Linked DNA regions of Mus musculus: region 2 is linked to region 1. The links are chromatin loops, found by intact Hi-C in ENCODE. Cell type or tissue: gastrocnemius. All regions are shown on one strand.

Region 1 (8,000 bases):
ATTGGAATCAGCTCCTTGGTGGTCTTTTGGGGATTCACGAGCACTTCCTGGCACAACAGTATGTTTATCATAGCAACAGGAAAATAGACTCGGGCACGCCCTCAAAAGAGATTGCACTGCAAAAATACATAAATTAAGTTAATCTTCAGCAAAGCAAACTGTCCCTACAGTTCCGTGTCACAGTGACCATTCAGAGACAGAATGCTGTCTCTGCTCTGTTGGCATGATGAAAAAATTCACCCATACCCTTAGCTCAAACTTAACCCTGCGGTTGGTTTGTATGTTTGAGTGGGGGCAGGTGCATATATCCACCTGGAGGACATGGGGTTGTCCGGACCTATCTGTCTTTGACTTGCTCCCTCAAAATAAGATCTCTCACTGAACATGGAGATAGACTAGCAACCAGCAAGCCCATGTGATGCTCATGTCTTTGTCCCCTACGGTGTGGGAGTTATAGGTGCATGCACAGCCATGCATGGCTTTTTTCATGGCTGCTGGGGATTCGAACTCAGATCCCCTTGCTTTTAAAACAGATCACTCTTACCTACTGTTTTGTTTTTGTTTTTGTTTTCTTTTGATTTCCTATGTAATGGACAATCCATTGATCCCAAAGATCTGCATGAATGTCTACATAAAGGAATTAATGAGAGTTCAATTCATGCTTTTTGTTTGTTTGTTTCCATTGAAAAATCTATTTTCTCACACCATCTGTCTTTGAATAAAATGTGCTTGTCAGAAAATGAGATCTTTGCTTTGGGAAAATTCTCCCTGGCTTCAGGAGACAATCATTTCCTCTGGTCCCGGGATCTTGATTTGTTAGAGGAGTCATGATTGGTGTGGAGGCAGGGGAGAGCAAGCAAGAGGAACAAGCAAAGGGAATTGGAAGTGACAGATTTGTGAGGGCTCTCTCTGAATTGCAAAAAGATATTTTGTTCACAGGCTTCGCCTGCCAACCCTTGGGGGATTTGAAGCTTCGATAAGTCATTGGACTGAAGCAAATTGCACACCTCCTGACATGGTGTTGGATGAAAGCTATCTGCTGTGTCCTGCGTGGGGATTGCCCTGTTTTGATGAGCTCCTGACGGTCTGAGGGATCCAGTAGGAAACTGGATGAGATCGCTTCTCCCCATGCAACAATCCCATTTGGAGCCATCTCTTTATGAATGCAGTCATCTGCCACCTAACACCACAAGCAGCAATTTCAATGATTTATCAATGTCTAGGATTGGGGCAAGAGGGGACAACACGAGGAAAAAAAAACCGCTAAAGGCGGCGATGCTGGAGTTGCGGTCAGAGGCTGGAGGCGGGAAGTAGAAGATCTGCTTTCATTACCATCAGAATTGTGAACTTAATGAGCGTTTTAACTCCCTGACTGTTCACCCACGTAGAAGCCTAGGATGGAAGCAGCTATTCAGGCATGCAGGACGAAAGTGGGCGGCTTGTATGGGACATCGGGTTTTTTTTTTTAAGGTTTTTGTGAATTGTTACTGTCAAAACACGCTGTGTGACTCTCTACCTGAGAACATTTCTCACTGTTGTACCCAGGGAGGGGAAGCTGGGAACATCAAACCCAGCCGATCTCCCTACGAAGTTTGCTTTGGGCAGTAGCTTTTTTTAGCCTCTCTTGGGAGCTCCCAATTCAGGTATCAGTTGGAGAAATCCTGAACTGGGCACAATTCAACACAGGAAATGGAGGTGGAATTGAACTCTGATGCTGAAGGATAAAGGTGTGTTCCCTTGTAGCCTCTCCTCATAAGAACCCCAGTCTCTCTCTGCTTTCTTACCTAGGAAATAGTCCATACATCTCCTGAGGATAGAGCCACCATGCTTTCTAGAATGTGTCAAAAGTGTTAGGTAAAAAAGAGAAAGTTCTGGAAGCTAGGACTAGGAACAAAAGAGAAAAACCAAAAGTAAACAGGAGTAAGCTTACATGGCTGTATAGAGGACAGCGTTCTGGCAAATGCTGGCAGGAAATAATAAATCGCACTTCTACTATGAATGCAAATTTGTGTGAGGAGAAAGATCAATTACAGGAGAGAGATTAAGGATTTAAGTGACCATTAATTAGCAGCAAATGATGCCCCCTTTGAAAGCTAATGTGACATTCACACAAGCGCTAAATGACTCAAAGTTCAGGGCCGTTTCCACAGACACTGATGGAAGCTATTGTCGGGCTCGGGAGAGACTCCCAGTCAACCCTGCCTCCTCAGATGTGATAAGCGGCTCCCATTAGTCACGTGGATTGTTTCTGTAGAGTAGAATGTGTTAGGGACTAAGTGACAAAGTATTTGGAGAGGAAGAGATTTGAAAGGACAATAGAATACAAAGGCAGGCATGGTGGCACATGCCTGAAATCTCAGCCCTCCAGAGATTGAGGCAAGGAATCACACATCCAAGGCTAGCCTGGGCTACATACTTAGTTATGGGCCAGCCCAGACTAAACACTGAGTCCCTATTAACAACAACAAAATTCTTACTTTTTCACTAGTTTTTTTTATTTGTTTGTATTGGTTTGTGTGTGTGTGTGTGTGTGTGTGTGTGTGAGAGAGAGAGAGAGAGAGAGAGAGAGAGAGAGAGAGAGAGAGAGAGAGAGAGAGAGAAAAGATGGCATAATTACTACAGATTCAGTGACAGTACAGCTGCCCAGGGCCGGCCGTAGCTTACAAATGAAGAGGCTGGGGCCAAAGCACAGCTGGTCTGCATTCAGAGAACATCCTCCTAGGCATGACACTATGGTGACCTGGCTGTCTACAAATATTAGGACCAGCACTGAGTCAGCCATTGGAAAGAAAACCTATACGCTGTGCACAGCCTGTTACTGAGCAGAAACAAAGAGTGGTCTTTTTGGAGTCTGTGCTTCTGGTTGATAATGCCTTACATTTGTGTTGCATGTTACACTTCTATTATCTGATCTTCGTGAATACTCTGAATGGAGTCAAAGATCTGGGGATGAGGATCGTGGGGTGGAGTAAGTGCCTAACATGCCTGAAGGCCTGAGTTCCACCTTTAGAACCACACAAACAGGGCGAGGTGGTATATACCTATAATCTAGAATCTGAGAGGTGAAAGCAGGAAGATCGGATTTCAACATTCAGCTACCCAGTAAGTTTGAGGCTAGCCTGGACTACATAAGGCCCTGAAAACCTGCCTAAAGAATGAATTGACTTGTGTGGGTCTTGTGGCTAGTGAGCAGTGCAGCTGGAGGTGGACTAGCCTCATCCCTAGCGTACTCTCAGCACAGAGGAACACTTTGTTCTCACAGTTACAGGTCAACTCTACAGTGCTCAGTAAAGTGCCAGATTCTTGGTCACAAATGTCCTCCGTGTCATTCCTGAGGAGGCCCCTGCCATTAGACCCCGTTAAAACATTGTTCTTGCCCCAGTGAGAACCAAAATCCAACCAGAGTACAAAACATCAGAGGGAAAAGCTGGTAAGAAGAATTTCCCCGGTCTTCTTGACTTCATTTTTCTATTTTATCTTAGCTTCATGTTGATGGTTATTTTCTGCAAAGGAATCCATTTGGCATTAATGAAACTTCCTCTCTTTTACTCTTATAATTAAGACAAGCTTTTATCCTTGAAGTTAAATGTCCAGGAATTTTGTGGCTATTTTTCTTCTCTACCAAATGGGGGTGGGGGGAGGGATCATCTCCAGTGTTTTCTTTCTTTGTTTGTAAATGTCCAGCTTTCTAGCTAACAAATTCCTTTGTCTTTTTAACTGATTCATCTTACTTTTGGGTTCATTTTAAACTTTGAGAATTCAGACCCAAGCTCTAGGAGAGCCCTCAAAGAGGTAGGGTATAAGGGTAAGATACACAAAACTAGCGTGCTAGGAACCACCAACAGAAACCGTTTTCTCTGTCTCTTTAAGTACAGTTGGGATGAATGAAAGGATACATTACCAGATTAGAGAATGGGTTTTAAGACAAAGAGTGACACATACCCAGGTGTGGGTATGGACAACCCATAGATCCTTGATTTATCCACATTTAAAAAAAAAATCAACTGCATCCTAACTAAAACAGTCCAAGTCAGTAGAGTTAATACCACCATGGATGTATCGTTCCATACATTAAAACACACATAATATCTAAAGTATTTTAATAGAAATCACGTACTTAAAACTTACAAGCTTTAGCAATATACTGGCCACTTCTGCAGTTTCTGCAAAGCTGGAGTCAAACACTGTGATATCAAAATGATACCCAGCTGAGACAAATCCATGGGACTCTTTCTCTGCTCTGCTAAAGTTTTATAAAGAAGCCAAAGCTATCTGGGATCCTAAGAACACATTATCTATACATATCTGAAAGAGATTGCCCCGAGTTTAATGTAAATCACTGGAGTGAGCTGGATTTCTTCAGAAGAGAAAAATTTCCCGTCAAAGGTAAGTTTTGGAGTGACTTTTCATCTGTGTAAACGGAGGTGGCAATGGGAGTGTCAGAGACACATCGCTGGTCTCTGCAAAGCTCCATAGGACTAGCATTTAACAGATCATGAACCCAAAGGAAGAGATCTGAGGTGTTCCCAGCACAGTGTGGACACCACACTCTGAGAGTCAAGACAGAATCAGTCACAGGACTTACCTACTACAGCCACCAGGAGGCAGGACCACAGAAGAATCATCGCACTTGCCTATTCTGGGGCAGGTACCAGAGAAGAGCGATGGCTGCCGGCTGGTGGGCAGGCAGGCTGGTGGGCAGGCAGGCTGGCGAGCCGGGGGACACTGCTTGACCTTGCACCTCTCAGCACCCCTCCACCCTCTTCTCCTGTTTGCTCATGTGTGGTAACCTTGGTGCTGCTATTTTGTAAACATCCGACTGGACAAGACACATGAACACCACATACAGGTTTGGAAATTAATGCCTTCATGAACCCCACAAGCTTCTCCACTTGGATCTGCCCTAGGATGATGGCCAAGACTCCATCTCCCTTACAGGAGCCAGCTAAGTGAATAATGCAATTTAAGAGGGGGCCCCCGAGGAGAGGAAATTCCAAGCTAATATGATTTCCTTTACAGCCTTTACCTAAGGCAATGTTCTTGCTGGCATTCAGGACCCTAATTTCATTAATAATTGAGATCCAGATAGCTGCCTTAAATCAGATGTAGGGAGGAACATCTTCAGTCTCTGGGAACAGTCACTGGGCTCTTGAGTTAATGGGAGCCTGGTATTGTCTAATGAACATCAACTACAAACAATACAGCAGAAAGAGTGCTTTTGTTTCTGCTAGGCCCCTTTAATGAAGAGAAACATTGATTTTTGATAAATAGGAATGCTTTTTAAATTTTCACTGAGCACAGTACACAAAGTAGCCCAGACAAGATGCTTTTAGGCTTCTTGAAGACAAGAACTATTAATGTTTAACATCATTCGATGAAAGATTTTTTTTAAATGTCCCCTTAAAGATATTTTTATGTCTTGACTTTGTATGTGGGGGTAGACAAATGCTGTGGGGTACATGGAGAGCTCAGAGGACAACTTTTGGGAACTGGTTCTCTCCTTCTACCATGTGGGTCCTGGGGATTCAAATGGTGTCCCAATTTGTGGGAACCAAATCAAACTTGGATTGTCAGGCTTGGTTGAAGCACCCCTTCCCAGTGAGCCATCTTGTTGGCTCCCTGACAAAGGATTCGTTGCTGTTTGATGAATTGAATAATGTTCACTTTTTGTTACGTCACCTCCTCCTCTCTGGCTGTACAGCAGGAGTCCCTCTGCTGTCTGTGTACCTGTGCAGACACCACTTCAACATGCTCAAATAAATTAATTAATTAATTAATTAATTAATTAATGTCCTTCTCAGGCCCAGCATAACTGCTCACAATTATAACCCCAGCACTTGGAAGGAGGAGACGGGACCAGGCGTTCAAGTCCAGCCTTGGTTATCTACCAAGTTCCTGGCCAGACTGAACTACAGGAGATCATGTCTCACTCAACAAAGAAGAAATGAAATAAAGCAAACTAACACCCCTACCCCATTAACAAACAGACAATAGTCTTCGATGTAGTAACTCCACACTAGCTAGTCAAGCTAATTGTCTGTGAAAGAGTTGTGTGGGTAGAGGTAGGAGAGGAGAGCTAGCCTTCTGACTTTGTTGGATTGTGCAGAAAACATTTCAGAAGAAAACGAAGTTACAATTTAATCTGCTGGAGGTCAAATCTATGGGGAGTGTTTCTGTTGGTTTTGATTTTGAGGAACGCCCATAGACAGTGGTACCCTGGGCTTCGAGAGCCTTGCTCACTGAGAATTAATCTGGCCCCTTGCTGTCTGCTCCTGACAGTTCTAAGCGTCTGTTTTGGCTCGTGGAAGAATCTGAACAAGAGGTAGCACAGCTGGGTTGGTAGGGGAGGGATTCAGAAGCCTCCGTTCTTGCAGAAGTTTGAATTGAGTTGGTGATCCACGTGGTATCTTGCCACTCATTCTAGGGCACCATGACTCTAAGGCAGACCCTTCTGGGACATCCCCTCCCTCCTTTTCCTTTGCACTTTCTCGTGTGCCCGTCTGTAACTGCAAGGCTATTGCTAATGATGTGTGGTGCCAATCCATTATGACCTTCATTGGCTGATTTAACAGCAGTCTGGTGCTGCTACCTGCTACAGCTCTTGGCTGCTGCATGCTGCCATGAGTTTGCATGAATATGGTGTCTTCGGGAGAGTTTTCAGTCATATACCGACTCAGCTCTCTTCTTGGTGTAACTCTCTCATATTTACCCAATGGTTTTAGATTCTCATCTCAACCTTTCACTCCCCCTAACTCCCACCCCCAAACCAGTTCTTACTACATAGTTCTGGCTGGCTTGGAACTCACTATGTAGACCAAGCTGGCCTCCAGCTTACAGAGATCTGTTTGCCTCTGCCTCTGCCTTCTGCGTGCTGAGATAAAAGGTGTGCACAACTACACCCAGCTCAATCTTTAAATTTTTTTAAAACGCAGATTGTCTCCTCTCACTCTCCTTAAACCCATCCCTTCCCAGCCAGATAGCTTTTTACTACCAAGAGCTTCCATGGGACATCTTAGAACGTGTCATAGAAATGTAAGTATGGGCTTGAATTGTATTGGAGCCTCTCAAGCAGACCTGTATATTTAAATATTTTCAATTATTTTATTTTCTCTGTATGAGTGTTTTGCCTGTATGTATGTATGTATGTATGTATGTATGTATGTATGTATGTGCACTACAGGCCTGCCTAGTGCCCACTGAGGCCAGAAGGGTGCTGTGTTCCTTGGAACTGAATGGTGATAAACCACCTTGTGGGAACTGGGAACTGAACCTGGTTCCTCAGCAAGAGCAACAAGTGCTCTTGACCACTGAGCCAACTCTCTGTGCTTCCCAAATCAGTATATTTAAGACGCAAAGCTGGAGTCAAGAGGGGCTAAACATTCATGGTGGGTGTGTGTGTACGAGAGAGAGAGAGAGAGAGAGAGAGAGTGTGTGTGTGTCAGAGAGAGAGAGAGAGAGGGAGAGAGAGAGAAAGAGAAAGAGAAAGAGAAAGAGAAAGAGAAAGAGAAAGAGAAAGAGAAAGAGAAAGAGAAAGAGAGAGAGAGAGCCTCCTACTTCAGCCTCTGCTGAGGCTCTAGGCCTGTACTACTGTATTCTTCTCGGGATCCTCAAGAAATAACACTGGGGCAAAGTAAACCAAAATGTCAAGTGAGGTTGAGTCTGCCATTCTCTAACAGCAACTCAGGCCTGGCTCACCACCATTAAGAGAGTCTAGAAGAATATCCGTTCAGAAGGCCCTCTCCACAGCCGCCAAACCCCTGTACCATGCTTCTCCACTTCCAAGCAGTATGTGGCACCTTTTAGATGGACCAACATCTTCTGGAAGAAGCAGGGGGAGAGGGCTTATTATGCAAACATAATAAGGAAGTGTTTATTATGCAAACGGCGACTGAGTTATGTGTCCTTTAAGACTACTAAATAGTTTTTAATTACTGCTATATCAGTAAATCCCATAAATATGCAAATGCAATTAGTTCACAAAATAGGCCTTAAATATCTTT
Region 2 (8,000 bases), 480 kb before region 1:
CTACCGAGCCTGCTGGCCAGCCCTCTGGCCCGGGTGATGAAATTGTGAGTCTGTTACAGAGCCTAACACGTGGAATTTAGCAAATGATTTTTGTTTCACTTTAAAAAGCAAGGGTCACAAGAAAGTCTAACTTTCTTTATCATGCCCTAACAGAATGCAAGGAGTAAGGTGATAAACACACTGGTAAGGTGGTAAACTCACAGTCCAATCACTGAAATGAATGCAAGTTTATATAACCAACACATTTTATATTCTTTTTCTAAAATGTATTGATCTTACTTACTTATATGCAAGAATGTAAGTGTAACATATTCCTCTGTGCATGTGTGTGTGTGTGTGTGTGTGTGTGTGTGTGTGTGTGTGTGTGTTTGTGCGCGCGCAGGCCAGAAAACAACTTTTGAGAGCTGGTCCTCTCCTTCCACCACGTGGTTCCTAAGGATCAAATTCAAGTTGTCAGGCTTGGCAGCAAGAGCCTTTGCCTTTCCTGCTGAGCCACTATAGAGTAAACTCTACAGCTAGTCTAGAACTGTACTAAAATAGGCCACTTGTCTAAAACTGAATTGTAGCCAAATACAAAAACAGATGTCAACAATCTTGGTGGAGAAATAAAAGCTATGTCAAAAAAAAAAATTGAAGAACAGAAATCCATACTATAAATCACCTGACCTTTTCTAAACTGCCCTTTGGCAAACTAAGACTCCAAATGAAGTTTGCAAAACAGGATGCTTCTATCAGCAAACAACACTTTCCTCAGACTCTTCCATGAAAATAAAACATACTCCCCATGCAACTGACATCCCTTAAGTATTTTTCTTAATACCCTTATCCTCATCTGACTTAAGCCTTTGAACAAACACCCTATTCATGAGCAACTGTACGGACACACACCAAAGTTCCCCGAGTACATATCAACCAACTGATCCATTAGACCACATTTCAGGTCATCCACAGTCTAAAAGAAAAACACTTCTTTAGCCAAGAGTGAGCAGGGATGACAAAATAAAGACACTTGACCATTCATCACCAAAAATATCCCAAGTCAGAAAAACAAGTGTCCAAAGCGAAAGAAAGCTCGGGACTTGATTTATACAGGAAACTGTTGTAAGAAATATAATAGTCTCATGGTTCTCAACGAGATGATAAGCCTTGTTGCCACTACAAGACAGGAATTCACCTCTAAATGCTTGTTTGTTTTTTTGTTTAGGTTTTGCTGTTGTTGTTTTGAGACAGAGTCTCACTGTATAGCCCAAGATGACCTGGAACTTACTCTGTCAACCAGCCTAGACTCAAACTCACATTGACCACCCTGCTTCTGCCTTCTGAACTGCTGAGATGAAAAGTGTGTGACATCGTGCCCAGCTAAAAAATGCTTTCTCCAGGGAATGAAAAGTCCTTTTGCTTACCCAGGGAATAAAAAGACGTCCTAACTGTAAACGGGAAATGGCTGTGGCTCCAGTGTCCACTGAGCCTGCGCTCTGAAAACCTAATTTATTAACTAGACTCTTCTTTCCGCGGGCATACGTGCTCCATGTCTACAGGTTTTGTTGTTTCATTTGATTTCTATGCGTATGCATGTGTCTGGTCCGGTCAGGTCCTTTAGAGGTGGAGATTCAGGGGCTCGTGAGACCTGGGTATTAGGACACAGACTCTTGTCTTCATGAATGAGTAGTACATGCTTGAACTGCTGAGCCATCTCTCCACCCCCACTAGGTAGCCCTGAGTGCCCAGGAACTAGTCATATAGACCTCGCTGGTCTCAGACTCACAGAGATCCACCTGCCACTGCCTCCCAAGTGCTGGGATTAAAGACTCCTGCCACTAAGCCTGGCCTATTTTGTTCTTTAATGACTTCGAATATTGAGGATGGTATCAAGGTCAGGGATTTCATCTTTTAAAACGCTTCACGGGTGCTTAAACGCAAGTGCCAACAGGTCTATTCTATTTGTTCTGCTAAAGGTTTCAGTTAAAGGCAGCATTTAACAGAGTGATAAAAATCACCGTGAGCACACATTCTAAAAGTGTGTCTATAGATGTTCTAAAACCCTAACACAGAGGTGCAAGAACCACACAGTCTAGCTGAGAAGGCAACGGCCACCTGGGACAATGGGTGTCATCTGGGAGGAGTCACCCAGTTCAGACGGAAACGTCATTGGTCTGTAAGGAACGCATACGGATACTTTTTTTTTCCTTAACATTCCCTAACCAACATGGTGTAAACACTACTTTAAACACTACTTACACGCACCAACGTCGTATCAGGTATTCTATTGGGAGCACAAGAATGACACCAGGCAATCTAGAGGTGATTCAAAGTACATGAGAAATACTGCATCTCCTTCCAGGATACAGGGGAATGAGATTTAGGTATCTACAGAGGAATCCTGGAACCAACCCCTGATGGAGTGGTATAAGGGGGACTATATATGGAATTAAAGCCGAAGGTAGGACATAGAGATGGGAAACTCTGTCGGGGGACACCAAGCTTGATGAGGACCCAGCTGGCTGGATACTGGTGGGAACACTTGAGACTGCCTGTGTTTAGAGAGTAGTTTAACCAGCTTCCCCAATACCTAGCCAAATGCTCTTGAGCAAGTCCCCCAAATCTCTTGTAACCCAATATCTTCCGGTGGACAATGAACATCATTAACAGAGCCTATCTTATCATCATGAGGACTAAGAATACACGTGTAAACCCTGCAGAACTGTTGTAGCCTTGGGGGAGGGGGAGTTCTGTCAATTTCAACTGAAAACTTAATCCGGTTATGAAGTGGATTATGTTGGTTCCAATACCAACTCTAACATATTATATTACATTGTCCTAGTAATATAGCACTGGGCCTTAATCTACACAGACCTCAATCTGCTACGTTTTTCAGTGAGATCAGATGAAGGCACCTTTAGATCCCCAATGCCCTTTAAGTGGTATGAATGTATTTACACGGCATCACCTACTTCAGCCAAAATGTTAAGATCAGAGTCAGTTATCAGGCAGGCCATCTCAATAATCTGATCCTTCTCAATATCCAATCCTGTCATCTGTAAAACATAAATAAACAAGCATATAACAAACACATGAAACCACCTTTTGTTTTGTTTTGTTTTTGTTTTATTTTTTTGAGACAGGGTTTCTCTGTGTAGCCCTGGCTGTCCTGGAACTCACTCTGTAGACCAGGCTGGCCTCGAACTCAGAAATCCACCTGCCTCTGCCTCCCAAGTGCTAGGATTAAAGGCGTGCTGCCCAAGTTTACTTGACAGAGATTCCTTTGTGTGGACCCAGCTCACATTCTATGACCAGTAATGGTCTGGGCAGTACTCAGGGTATTAAGTTCTGAGTGCTCAGAGACTGCTAAAGGCACTTCCTGCGGGCGGGCCAGCTACTGTCAAACACATTTGTCCTGGGAACAGACTCAAAATAAGCAGGATGAAAACTTGACTACAGAAAAGTGAGCTCACGAACGTTACCTCTCGGAGGTTTACAATGGTTTCCGAAGTTTTCCCAACAACAACAACAACAAAAAAAGTTAACAAATGAACTCAGTTCGTAAGCAGAAAACTGGAGTTCAAGAGAGGCCTAGGTATGAATGCGTTAAAACTAAAATGGGTAACCTGAATCTTCCAATGGGGCCTCAATTTTCTCTTTTATGGAATGAGGGGTAAGGCTGAGTCATCTCCTGAGTCCTAGCTTAAGCAACCTAGTCTTTTAAGGCTAGGAGGTGGGGACGGAGCAGGGCTCAGAGTCGCTGCCCCAACTCTCACCCACGATCCTCAGAGTCACTAACGCGTAACACAAATTCACTTCTGGGTGGAGGTCGAGGCTAGGGAGAGGGGAGACACATGGACGGCTCCACCCAGATGGAAAGAAACCCCACAGTCCAGGGACAGTCCCAGACCCCGCAAAAACTCTTGACTCGGGGCTCCTGGGGCCGTGCTCACCTGTCGCACCTGACACCCAGATCCCTGCTGCTTCCCGGGACAGGGGAGTCCCTCGGTCCCACGCGCGAATCTGCGCTCGCCTCCCCGCACCCTCCTCGCCCCGGCCGCACTCTCACCTCCAGGTCCACCCAGACCATTCGCTGAGCCATGCTCTCCCCTGCCGCCATGGCTGCGCTACCTTCGCTGACACCTCGCGCCCCGAACTGCCCGCGCCTGCCACCCACGCCCCGCAACAGCCTGGCGCCCAGGGATACGCCTAGCATCACCCGGCACGAGCCGCCACGGCCCCAGCCCCGCCGGCCCAGCGCGCGCAGGCGCCACAGTCGCTAAACGTCGCAAACCCACGGGGAGGTGCCGGGAGAAGACTACAAGCCCCGGCATGCGAGGCGTCGGCTCGCCCTCCACAGCTACTCTCGGCTGCCGAAAGGGCTGATGGGAGTAGGAGTCCTTGGTCCAGCCTCCTGCTCCCCTCCCCCGCCACGTGTTTTCGGATGTTAAGGGACTTGCTAGTATTTCACCGCTAAAGTTTGTCTGTTTCCAGGAGATATCATTCCTGAGTTTTTATTAGTTCTAAGCTGCGAAGTTGAAGAGGCTTTACTTTGAAAAATATGGTTATATGTTTAAGAATTGTTTTAAATCTACCTTTTCCTTACTGCTACCTCCCTCAGTTTTTCTTTTTTTTTTTTTTTTTACCTGCCCCTCCCTTCCGCGTATTGAGTATATTTCTTATTTACTTGGAATCCGAGTGACGTGCTCTTTTGAGCTACAAGGCCAATTCCGCCATCACCGTTTAGGAGTCCTTAAATGGTCTCTTTTCTGAAAGATGACTTCGCACATATCAGGTGTTCCATAAATGTTCCTTTCCCATTATTGGCAGAAGCCTTGTCTCGTTTTCTAGGATGCCAGGACGTGTAGGCTGTGTTTCGGTTGTTAGATCGTATACTATTCTACCTTTTGCAGCCCACTAAAGAGAGTTGGAATAGCTCTGCCTGCTCTGTCCTGCGCTCTGCCTTTGCCGATCGCTCTGGTTTTAATAGACGGGTCCTTAATCTCCCACAATAGATACGGTTTTCATCACCTACGCTCGAAGGGGCCTCTGCGGAGATCTTATATTTTAGCTCAGTAGCAAACGCCTCTGCAAAGGGCAATTTTGTCACAAACGTGCTCAGTCTTGAATCACATACTCTGTGTCTTTTTCTGAAAGCTGTGTTGCCAGTAATTACAGAGCTTGTGGTTGGTGGCATAGTTATTCCTACCCGGTGAGCTGGTTTTGTGAGACAAACATTGTTGCCTAATCAAAGCTTTAAGGATGCTGCAACCTACAAGTGGATTTCAGCTACTCCACCGGTGACCTGCCAAGCTTGGCCAGAGAAACGGAAAAAATCATGGAAACGGGTGTCAAATTACATGTTCAATTTTACTGCAGAATGGGTATGTATATTATAACGGCATTACCTAGTAGAACATACTGTTAAGTTTGTAATCATTTGTGGCCCTACTCATAGGAAGGAGAACTCTATTGTAGCATTGAAACTTTTTTTTTAAGACAAAGAGACACACTACAGAACCCAAGCTGGCCTGGAATTCTGCCTCCCAAGTACTAGGATTAAAAGTGTGCAACACCACACCTGGCTATATAGGAATTTGAATCCGCTGGGCTTATTCTCAGTATTACTTCTTTACATTTTGAAAGGATAACATCCTTAGGCTGGAGAGATGGCTCAAAGGTTAAGTAAGAGTACTTGCTGCTCTTGCAGGGGATTGAACTTCAGCTCCGAGGGATTGTGTTGCCCTCTTCAAACCTTAGTGGGCACCAGTAAACACACATACACACACGTACACACACATACACACTGCACAAATAGAGATCTTTTTTTTATTACACCTTTGGTGGTGGTATTTAACAATTTATATCCTGAAAAACCACACCCATGATTTTTTTTTAACAATGAATGGTTACATTTAACAATGAAAAATTATAGCTATGTAAATAGCCACAGGGAACCCTATCTCAAAAATAAACAGAAACTATGTGTGGGAGTTTTAGAACCTTTCACGTTTATTCAGCTAAGGTAATGTGTTCTGTTACAATGATAAGTACAGATTTAGTGTTCTTACCATAAATAAAACAGTTATTTTCCCTAAATTCTAAAGAAATTGCAAAACAGAAAATGGTAAAAGAAACTAGATATAGATTTATGCACAGTTTTGCCAAAACAAAGAGTGTGAGTAAGTGTGCTAATGTCTTCCCACCATATCTATGACCATTTTAGACTTGCAGAAAGCAGCTGTGTGACAAAGGCTAGAATATTGTGACTTTAGCTGAGACACGTCCTTTCCTGGGGAGGAGGAGTCATGACCTATAAGTTGTACCCACTGTCTCTGTTTTCTGCTACAGAAACAGTTTTGGTTTCCGTCTGGTTTATATTTGGTTGTTTGAAACAGGGTCTCACTCATGCAGTGCAGGCTGACCTCAAACCCGTGACAGTCTTCCTACCTTCCAAGTTTAGGGATTAGTTATGATATAACATGTTTGGCTCTAGAATTTTTTTAAATTAATATTTCCCCCACATCCATTATTAAATAAAATAAGCCTTTAAAAAAAAAAGAAAGTATCCTCAGAGCACATCTGTATATGTGGCCACTGAGGTTTTTATGAAATCTGAACTGCATTTATGTCAACTCAGTTTACAAACACATACCAAGTACTTAGCTTGTACAGAGCACTCTACCATGAAGCTTTGGGATTTGGATCTGGAAGTCCGTCAAAGGCCAGAGTGTTGTAAGGATTGGCCCCATCATCGTGTTGACAGCTTGTGAAAACTTTGAAAGGTAGGGCCTCGTGACAGGTCTTCCAGTCATTAGATGCATGCTCTTGAAGGGGGACTGTGATCCTCCACTCCTCCCTCCCTCCTGCCCTGTTTCGTCGCAGCCATCGAGTCTGTAGAGCTTGGCTCCATTGCATACTCCCTGCCAATATGCACCACCCTACCACAGGCCCAACAGCAGTGACTCCGCCTGACCATAGACTTAAACCTCTAAAACCCAAGTGCCTAAAAGAAGTCGTTCTTCACCACTGGTTGATTGTCTTTGGTGATTTGTTACTCTAATGGGAAACCAACACAAATGCTAAAGATCCTACCAACTTACCAAGTGTGATGGTTTGTATATTCTTGGACCAGGGAGTGGCACCATTTGGAGGTGTGACCTGGTTGGAATAGGTGTGTCACTGTGGGTGTGGGCTTAAGATCCTCACCCTAGTTGCCTGGAAGTCAGTCTTCCACTAGCAGCTTTTGGATGAAGATGTAGAACTCTCAGCTCTGCCTGCGCCATGCCTGTTCCCATCTTGATGATAATGGACTGAACCTCTGAACCAGTAAACCAGCCCCAATTAAATGTTGACCTTAATAAGAGTAGTTTTGGCAAAGTTAGTTAATGCTCATTATACAGGACACAGGAAATACTCAACATATTAAAGTAGGGGTTCATGTGTTTGTTTGCTTTTAAGGGTTTTGGAGAGGTTGTTGGAGAGCCAGGTTATGTCAGCCCACAGTTCAGTAAATAATACAGCCCTTCCTGGCAGGGAGGTCCTGGTGTCAGGAGCTTGAGGCAGCTGCTCAAGTTGTATGCAAACTCAGAAAGCAGAGACTGGTGAATCTAATGTGGTTTGAAGTTCTAAAATTTGGGCACATTATTTTGTATTTGGAACTTTTTCTTTGATAGGGAAGGAAGTGACTACTTTCCCATCTGTGAAACATGTTAGTAAGGAGATAATGGAACAAATGGGGGGAAAAAAGCCTGTCTTCGCCACCGAGTTATCACACCCCCATCCCCATTTCTGAGGCAAAGAACATTATGCTTGTTTGTTTTTCTAAAGGACAGTGTAATGTACACTGATGTCAAGATAAAGCAAGATAATAAGGCATGTAAAGATTTTTTTTAATTATACAAATTTGCTGAAGGCATTTTTTGCCAGATACACAAAAATTGCATTCAAAGAATCACAACTCTGGGCTGGAGAAATGGCTCAGCGGTTAAGTGCACTGACTGCTCTTCTGAAGTTCCTGA

The links. Peaks named below come from ENCODE experiments on the same cell type or tissue, not always from the same donor. Only the 100,000 strongest peaks of a DNase experiment are listed, where the experiment ranks them.
Region 2: it touches region 1 in a loop (2.1-fold over the local background); 4 of 42 quality-filtered maps call a loop at or near these places.

What each region holds. Positions count from the first base shown.
Region 1 is chr9:48,960,161-48,968,160 of GRCm38, forward strand. It overlaps Htr3b (5-hydroxytryptamine (serotonin) receptor 3B), which reads right to left and starts at 4,830. Exons shown (of 9, transcript NM_020274.4): 1 at 4,586-4,830. The coding sequence starts at 4,625. In gastrocnemius, a CTCF peak has its summit at 4,589 (motif pointing right); no DNase peak of the experiment used is centred here.
Region 2 is chr9:48,476,359-48,484,358 of GRCm38, forward strand. Rexo2 (RNA exonuclease 2) reads right to left here and starts at 4,253. Exons shown (of 7, transcript NM_024233.4): 1 at 4,049-4,253; 2 at 2,952-3,035. The coding sequence starts at 4,195. In gastrocnemius, no CTCF peak of the experiment used is centred here; a DNase peak (open chromatin) is centred at 4,309; H3K4me3 peaks cover 2,406 bases; H3K27ac peaks cover 3,210 bases.